Regions from separate parts of the Mus musculus genome. Here region 2 is linked to region 1. Evidence: chromatin loops called from intact Hi-C (ENCODE). Cell type or tissue: left cerebral cortex. All regions are shown on one strand. Links, peaks and the distances in the headings refer to the core of each region. The heading gives the core; the rest is flanking DNA. Region 1 overlaps Map3k20 (mitogen-activated protein kinase kinase kinase 20). Region 2 overlaps Map3k20 (mitogen-activated protein kinase kinase kinase 20).

Evidence for each region. Hi-C counts contacts between places; a loop is a spot of excess contacts. Peaks named below come from ENCODE experiments on the same cell type or tissue, not always from the same donor. Only the 100,000 strongest peaks of a DNase experiment are listed, where the experiment ranks them.
Region 2: it touches region 1 in a loop (2.3-fold over the local background); 3 of 42 quality-filtered maps call a loop at or near these places.

What each region holds. Positions count from the first base shown.
Region 1 is chr2:72,380,518-72,384,917 of GRCm38, reverse strand. Map3k20 (mitogen-activated protein kinase kinase kinase 20) reads right to left here. Exons shown (of 20, transcript NM_023057.5): 9 at 713-787. Among named protein-coding and RNA genes, the nearest start is that of Gm52556, 31 kb to the right of the region's middle. In left cerebral cortex, for the core only: no CTCF peak of the experiment used is centred there; a DNase peak (open chromatin) is centred at 2,077.
Region 2 is chr2:72,324,010-72,328,409 of GRCm38, reverse strand. The region is part of intron 2 of Map3k20 (mitogen-activated protein kinase kinase kinase 20); the gene reads right to left. Among named protein-coding and RNA genes, the nearest start is that of Gm52556, 25 kb to the left of the region's middle. In left cerebral cortex, for the core only: a CTCF peak has its summit at 1,775; a DNase peak (open chromatin) is centred at 1,757.

The sequences.
Region 1 (4,400 bases), core at 274-4,273:
AACTCTCTCTGCAGCCCAGACTGGCCTCAAACTCACAGAGATCCACCTGCCTCTTGTCTCCTAAGTGCTCGGACCAAAGTGTGTGCCACTACCGTTCACGCAAGAATATTTTCTTAAAGCTGAACTTTGTGGGGAAAGGAGATGAGCTATCCATGCTTACATGTGATAAATGCATGAAAACCTAGGATTGGAATTTCTTCAATTTTACTGTGACAGCTCAGAAACATCCCTGGACTTGTCCAGGGATGTCACACACTGTGATTCTACCAAGGTAAAACTTCTCTCTGCTCCTCTGTTAGAGAGAAAGGCAATGGAGAAGAGGCTAAGGGCAGAGCTCCATGGCCGACTCTCTGGGTTCACATCCAGCCCCACCAGTACTGGCCATGTGGGCTTGACCTTAACCTTGTCACTTAACCTGTGCTTCCTTGGCTCCATCTGTGAGCCAAGGTTGAGATGGATCAGCTTCTATATTCAAGAGTTAAGAAAAAGTGCTTAAAACACAGCCTCACCTATAGTATGTACTGTGTTAGCTGTTTTTTGGTTCCTGTTTTTTGTTTTTTTTAACAAGTCACATGGTCATGATTAAAAGCAAAAGAACAATATTGTTTTTTGAAGCCAGAGTGCTGACAAATGCTGTTAAAAAAAAAAAAAAAAAAAGGAACTCAAAGATGAACAGGTGAGGGTTCCGAAATCTGAACCCTAATGAGCATACCTTGGCATCAGCCTCCCAACACTGGTGTAGCAGTTCAGCAAAGCTTCTGGGGCAGCTGCTTGGAATGGTTAATCTCTGCAACAAAGGAGGAAAACAGGAGAAAAAGAAACAGGGGTTTACTCCCAGAGACAAGAAAATGACCTTTGATGGATCGTCAAACAGCTAATTTAGAAGCTCAAACAACACACAGAATTTATAGCTTCCACAGGTTAATACTGACATGGGACGGGAGAATTCATGTTCCGATCTGCCCTGCAGATCTCCCAGGGCTCCAGCTTTTCCCAAGTGGAAATCCTGGTAGATGGAAATGTCAGGTTGGTCGTGACAAATGCAGCGGAACAGCTCCAGCGGGAGAGGGGCAAGCTGGGGCCTAACGCTGTGTTTAAAACCACAAATTTATTACTGCGTTTTTATTGCAACTTAAGATCTGTGCACACCAGCCAGGTAACTAGGAAACAAATTGAGTTTTGGCAATAGGTGTGAGGCTCTGAAACCATCTTTGGCACAGAAGATCACTCTGCATTTTCTCACTGGTAATTCTGAATGTGCCGTTCAGCGCGCACGAGTCATTTGGCTTTACCTCTGGTCACACCCGTGTACTGAACCAGACTTGATACAAAACAAATTGGCTTCTGAGGATCAGCCCTACAGGTCTGGGTCTCATAGAACACGGCACACCCCTATCTCAGGGAGGAATGTTTGTTTTAAAAGGCTTAACGGTCCGGCCAACAACAACAGAATGTCCTGGCACGTGTGAGCCGCTGAGCTTGGTCTTCAGTACGGTTAGAGATAAATACCCACAAAGCTTCCTAGAATCAAGTCACCAAGTCTCAAATGTTCCATGTGTATTTATGTAAGTCAAGTAAACAAAATGAAGTTTATAACTTTTTGGACTTAGCATCTAACTAAATTACAAATACACAGAAAAAAAAAAACTTAACAGTTTCCAAATACACCAGATCACAACACCCGCACACAAGAAATCAAAGGAGACTGGTTTTTATATTATTCACGAGCTAACTATGACTTTTAAGTATGGTCACTAGCAACAGGGCTGGTCTTGGAACCGAGTCATTAACACAGCTGACCTCAATCCGGCTGTGTTTGCAACTTCTCAATGTCATTTACCCACCAGGCTAAGCACCTTAAATAGCCTCATCATCTTGTCTAGTAAGGTGATGCCTAGCCTGCATTTCCATTGTATTTTCATTTATTCTTCACATTGCACGGCTACACTGACTTGAAGCATGTTGTGTGTGGGTGAGCTGAAGTTTTCTGGTTTTCTTTTCAGCAGAGCCCGGGCTGTCAAAGCAGTTGTTATAGAGAGAGCAATGGAGTTGGAGACACATCCGTGGCAGAGTGACAGGCACTCACGAAGCACTGGGCTGAATCTCCCGTGCCAAGGGTGTTCGTGGATGGGTGGGTGGGTGTTGTGGAGTGAAGAACTGTGAAGCTAAGCACTAAGGTGTAAGTCCCTAGAACTGTCTGCCAAGGACATTTTACAAATAGAAAATTTAAAACTGAGTTTGGCTGGATTTGGGTGAGGCCATGCAGAGACCTAAAAAAAATAGGTGTCTGGGCAAGAAAACTGATAGTCTATACATTGCATTACATTAGAATTACAGATAATCTTGATATCATAATAAAGTTAATAAATAAGCAAGCTCTCCAAATTAAAGCTATGCTAAGCCTTGGGAACTCCTAGTCTCTTGACATCACAGAGGAGAACGATGTTTTCACTGTTATTTTAGTATATCGTGAACTGCACGTTTTTGATGGAGATTTAAAGGAAGTCAGTTGTTTGCTTAGGAGACAGAAAACGGTTGGGAGTGAGACTAAGTAAAGATGCACTGCAGTTGCTTGTGTGCAGCTACGTGTATATTCCACACAAATGAACAGACAACTGGTTTCAGAGGAATGTACTGCAGCACAGCCTCGTCCAAGGAAGCGATGTCAACAGGGTGAAAGTCCTGTCATACTCTTTTCTCACTGGGAAATCTTTTTAGATACAACATTTCAAACATTACACAAAGAGAAAAGTAATCTTAAATGTCTAATGTCGTCAAGTATTAGTTAATCACAGACTTAGATACTTTTACATAAGGGATTTCATTACTACATTAAAAAGTCCTTTAAAATAGGATCTGAAGTATTTATGTCCTGATTACAGAACTTTAATGCATTCCTAATGTATTCAAACACACGGAAATGGCCACATCTTGGTACTATGTGGTAATACTACTTACAGCTTAAATATTTTAGAGCAAAGAGTTTACATTTAAAAGTAGAGTATCTCCCAATAACTAAATTAGGTAGGGTATTTAAAAAAATATTTTTGCACCATTTTATATGTAAGATGAAAATAATTGTTGGTTTTATTTTTCTAAAGTTAAATAGTAGTAGATCAAATTTAAGTTTAAAACTTTTGCGCTACGTTTTATTGTGTGTGTGTGTGTGTACACGTGTAAATGCACACCTGTGCATTGTGGAAATGAGAAGACAATTTAAGAAAGTAAGTTCTCTCCTCCCTCCATGTGGGTCCTAGGAATTAAACTCAGGTTGTTAGGCTTGGTGGCAAGTGCCATTACCTGCTGAGCCATCTCACTGGTCCCAATATGATCAAGATTTTTCATATTAATTAATTTGCTATTTACAATGAAATATATTTATATAAGAACCCAAGTGTTTATGAAAGAAATTATACTCTAGGACATTCTGTAGAAAATATTCTCTAGAACATTCTGAAGGTGCACTGTTTTTTCATGGAAAAAAAAAAAGCAAATACGTGTATCTCTTGTATTTAAAAAGTTCTTAGTAATGCCCTCTTAAATTACTGTCTTCTGTGCAGGTTCACTGCTCCCTTGGGAAGGTGTAACAGGGCTTATGAATCCATTTTTAATAGAAGCTAGTGTCAGAAATGATTAGTCAAAAGCTGTACTCCATAAGAAGCAAAGGTCCTTGGATATAATGTTAGCGAGCATGGCCTCTCTATAGGTTCAGATGCAATGCTCTATGAGGAGCTAGAGACTACGGAAGGACTCCCATCTAGTTGAAGAGTGCAGTCCCAATCCTAACTGACCAGCTTGGATGCCATTGCAGCTACATAAGGCATTAGCAGTGGGAAGTTGGGTAAATATGTTTACAGACTCCCAGGAGTCCATAATCATTTCAAAATAAAATTCTGCTTTTTTAAAAAATTTACTCTACTAATTGGATATAGATGTTACAGAATGACGAGATAGGTCTCATTAACAATCTCCCCTTGGCAGTTTAAACACGTCACTCTTAGTTAAATGAAGAATTCTGGAAATATGGAAACCTTTCTCTAACCCAGTAACTGAAGGTAGTCAACAGTAAAGACAAATGAGATATTGGAAGTTGATGAGGTTTTATGAGTTAGGCTTCTTGAAGAGAACTCAACCTCCGGGAATGACATGAGCAGAACGTGTTTGGGAACCAGTGCCCCTAATGGCAAAATGAAGACACCTTCTTGAACGGTGACACTGCAAATCCCATCAGGGCTTGATTTCAACACTTTCCCCCCCACACAAGTAAGTACTGTGCAGAATGCGAAGAGAAGATAATTTATCCTTAAATCAAGCAGTTGTACTCTAATTCACTGGCAAGCTGAACTCCCTCACCATGTGGGTTCTCTCACTTACTTCTTAATGAACAGCCCCGGAAGTCC
Region 2 (4,400 bases), core at 163-4,162, 56 kb after region 1:
TTTTTTGGACTGGGGTTTTCTCTTTTCAGATAGCCATCTCTGGTGTCAGGAGGATAAAACAGCAAGCAACACAGCTATGAAAAAGAGGTGTTGCAAAGGCAACTTCCGGCAGTCAGGGAGCAGGTAGAACACACTCCACCTGTCTGGGGTGTGTCCTGTCCTCACCTGAACTGCACCCTCACCCGGATGAGGGGCAGGAGCAGAGAAGGAGACATGTTGCTGTGGGTTGACCTTTTAAAGGCATAAATGCCTGGTGCAGGGTTGGGGAGTTTTTTCTGAGACACTGAGAGTCGTCATAGGTCCGGTCCAGATGGGCATGGCTGGATCTGGTTTCCATCTATTGTAAATTTGGTGTTCACATGGCAGATGGATCAATACTAACTTTTAAATTGTCTCCATTATTGACAAAGCATGCATGGTGGGGAATACTGCTAGATAAACTCCCATTCCTTTAGGTGTCCTAAAATAGAGCTCTTTTCATCCCTAGAGACTATCTTTGAGAGCTTGAAGGTTCTAACACAGGAGTGGACTACGTATATATCCTTGACCAAGAAACAGCCCTCTTTATTAGGAAAGGCCATCCTCCTCAGCCAAGCATATAGCTACAAGAGGGACACTCGGAGGAATGAGGGAAGGGGATACTGACTAGTCAGTCCAATTATCCAAATTAACCTTGCAGACCAAAGGGGTGACAGGCAGCCCAAGCAGATCACGTTTCCTCCCCACAGCCTTTGATACAGAATCCACTGAATTTCTACTGGGATGGTTTGGGGGTGAGATCAGGGATATTTCATAGCATCAGACATCGAATACTGGCTGCAAACTACCCATAGAACTAGGAAAATACGAACTAACATCAAAGTAGTTAGCTGACCTCATGTGTGCCCACGTGCATGTGTGCTCACATGTGTGTGCACCAGAGGTCAATGGTACCTGTTCTCCCCAATCACTCTCCAGCTTATTTTCGAGACAGGGTCTCTCACTGAACCCCAAACTTAGCAATTCAGATTAGCTGGCTGGCCTCAAGCCATGTGGGTCATCCTGGCTCCACCTCCCAGTTCCAGATTACGATTCAATATGAAGGGTGTGGGAATCCAAACCCAGGTCCTCTTGCTTGCCCAGAAAGCACATTGCCAGTTGCCGTCTTCCTGGCCCTAGCTCCCACCCTGTGTAACATTACAGTTGTCTTACATCGGCTCCATCCCAGGGTTTGCTTTGTTATCCATTCAGAGGCTACTACGTGTACCTAAGGGACTACTGCTGCCTGATCAACTGCCATCCTTCCGTGGTTCTACAATATTTGCTGGATTTTACTCACCTTTGACTAAAATATTGCTTTCCAAATATGTCACATAGTTTTCTAGCTAAGTAAAAACTGCCCCACCCTTTGGCTTATAAAACAATAAACAATATAAGGAAATGCCAAAAAATTAATATTCACTTTGAAACATTTACACTTTATTTTGAAAATTGCACGCATATAGGAATGGTTTAATGGCTCCTACCTCTGGATGGTTTATTTTTCGCATCACCTCAAAATGAAATTGCCGAATTTCTAAGCAACTCTTTCCCCATCTCCATCACACTGGGTATCCATGGCAACAAGTCCTGAAGAACTGGTATACTGTGGCATTTCATTGTTTAATGGAGCACCTAATGTCAATTACTATACATATAACTTTATGTGTGTGTGTGTTACTTAATCTCCTTTATATTCTCTAAGGCAGGCAGGCAGTCTCTGACTCCCTGGAGACAAAGCATTATCCCCTCTAGTGGAGAAAAGCCAGAGCAGAAAAACAAAATGAGAGCATGCACCGGGATGATTTAAGATCTGGGGCTGCGGCTGTGTCTGCTGTTTTACCGAGTCAGAAGACGGGGGCAAGGTTTTTATCTGCACAAAACACAAATGTTACTACTCCATGGAATAATTATATTGTCTTGAGAGCTGTGCCCATAAACACGTCAAAATCTGTTTTTAGAAGCTTTGTGCTTGTGTCATTAAAACTATTTGTTTCGGTAGACTTTGGTAGATTTGAAAGCCTTGACATATTCTGAATCCTGCTGTTATTAAAGTTCTGGCTTTATAATGACACAGTGATACTCGTGTGGCAGTAACCACCAGCAGCCAGGACAAAAACGGAACAGGACAGAAACACAATCTGTTCTTGAAAGAGCACTTTCCCAGGGAGGTCTCTAGCACTTGTCCTAGTCTGATAACACCCTGACATTCCCGTACCTGCAGTTAAATGGCACACACACAGGATGGGCAGTCTCTGTCCTACTCCATTCTGCACATTTGTAAATCTGCATTTACATTTAGAACCAGAAAGATTTTAATCATAATTGTCTCATTTTACAGATGAAAGAGCCAGACGGGAGAGGTGACTTATTTCAGAGTATAGGGTCAGAAGTGAACAGTCCTGTTCTGTGACAGCTTAAAGACACTGCCATGCTCACCTGCTCACTGTCCTTGCTGAGAACTGAAGTGAACAGTCCTGTTCCGTGACAGCTTAAAGACACTGCCATGCTCACCTGCTCACTGTCCTTGCTGAGAACTGAAGCGGATCCCATCTCAGAGCAGCCCTTCTCTAAAGTATTGTACACCATCTACAAGCTGTTTTATAAAATATGCATCCGGCATTATTCCAGGCCAGTAGATATCGGTCTGAACCACTGTTTCCTGTACCTGGCTACTGTTCCAGGATGGAGGACACCTGAATTTATTTACTCAATCCTGAAGACACTTAGGTTGTGATGAATATTTTTTTTTTTACAAAAATAATTATATGAACTTTGCTCTTCATTTCCCAGGTGAACTTGTTTGCCCATGACTATGATATATAATTAACTGTGAAACGCTCAGGTCAAGAGGTATGAACATTTCAATAGATAATTCATATACGCCAGGAATGTCAATTTGTGATCATACCACAATGAAGAGAGTGTCTGTTTCCCAGGCCTGGTTGATATTAGCTGTATTTGTTCTCTCTGTATTAACAGTGAACACTCTATTCTTTTGTGAAGTGTTCCTTCACGTCCGCTTTCATTTTTATAATAGTGCATTTATCCCTGTGCTCCCCACTTTAGTAAAGTGGGTCTTGATTATAACTTCAGATCCTAAAAAAGGCAATTTCTATATGCTTTCAATATTTCGAATATAAATAACCTATCTAATGAAGCTTCATTCCTAAATTTCTCCACATCACTTTAACTAAAGGGATTTTGTCTCTGAAAGCACAAATCTAACTGTAGCCAGAGAATCAGGCTTAGAGCCCGGCTCTGTTGCCCAAGAACTTTGATGAGTTACTGATGTCTTCAATCCTGGGTTCTTTGCATGTAAAACCATTTTAGTGTCGCTGTACTACAGATTCTATAGTGTGTGTTTCTTCTGGTGTTGCTGAAATTATTCTGTATGGTAACTAGGGAGCCTACCGTTTGCACTGGCGATGTTTGAGATTCTTAGTGGTACTCACAATGACAGCCATTTCAATGCAAAGCCACCCTGGATTCCATAGAACAGGCCAGTGCCCACCTCACAGAACTGTACTACAAGGAAATGAACTCAGTACATGCCCACACGACCTTATTCATGTAGCTTATAAAACTCTACAGTTTGATTTCAGTGTTTAAAGATTTGCAAAATTTGGTTCCTAGGTTTTAACCTAACACACTTGAATTTTCTCCATTTTCAGATTACCATGGATACGACAGGATATTATTTAAAGCAATCTAAAGGGAATTCTGTTTGAGCAGGAAGTGATCTATTATTCTGCACTTCCAGGAAAGAATCCGCTCTCCACAGCATCCCAGCGCCAGGATCTGAAGCACCGCCCCCCAGCAGTTGTGGGAGAAATAATACAAAGAACAGCGTGAGAACTTTTGATTAAGGTCGACTCGACCGTAATGTTTTCCGTGCGCTGCTCAGTCGTACAATCTTCTGCAGCTGCATAACTCAACATCATTTCTTGGGAGACAAAATAGAAAAACCATCACTGAAAAAAATAATAGAGATAGCATCCAGGCAGGAACAGGATCTGAAAGGGACATGAGGGAAAATTACATTTATTTCATCATCTCCATGATGCTTTTGCCTTAACGTACAGTCATTGTATTCAGTTTTCTAGTCACAAAGAAATATGTTAACAGGGCATGGGAGGCACCAACTGGCACAAGACACGGGCAAAGGCCAGGAGTGTCTCGGTGGAGAGAGAATACATACATGGGCAAGAGGCAAGCGAACACCATTGGGGTTCTAGACTGACCATGTGTTGACCATAGGACTTTGGGTCACAAGTTAGCTGCCCTGCATTTTGTCATCTGTAAACTCACAGAGGGTGCCTGTCCCCTATGCACAGACACTCAGCACAAGCCGGACATGCAGGAAGAGATCAGCAAAGGCT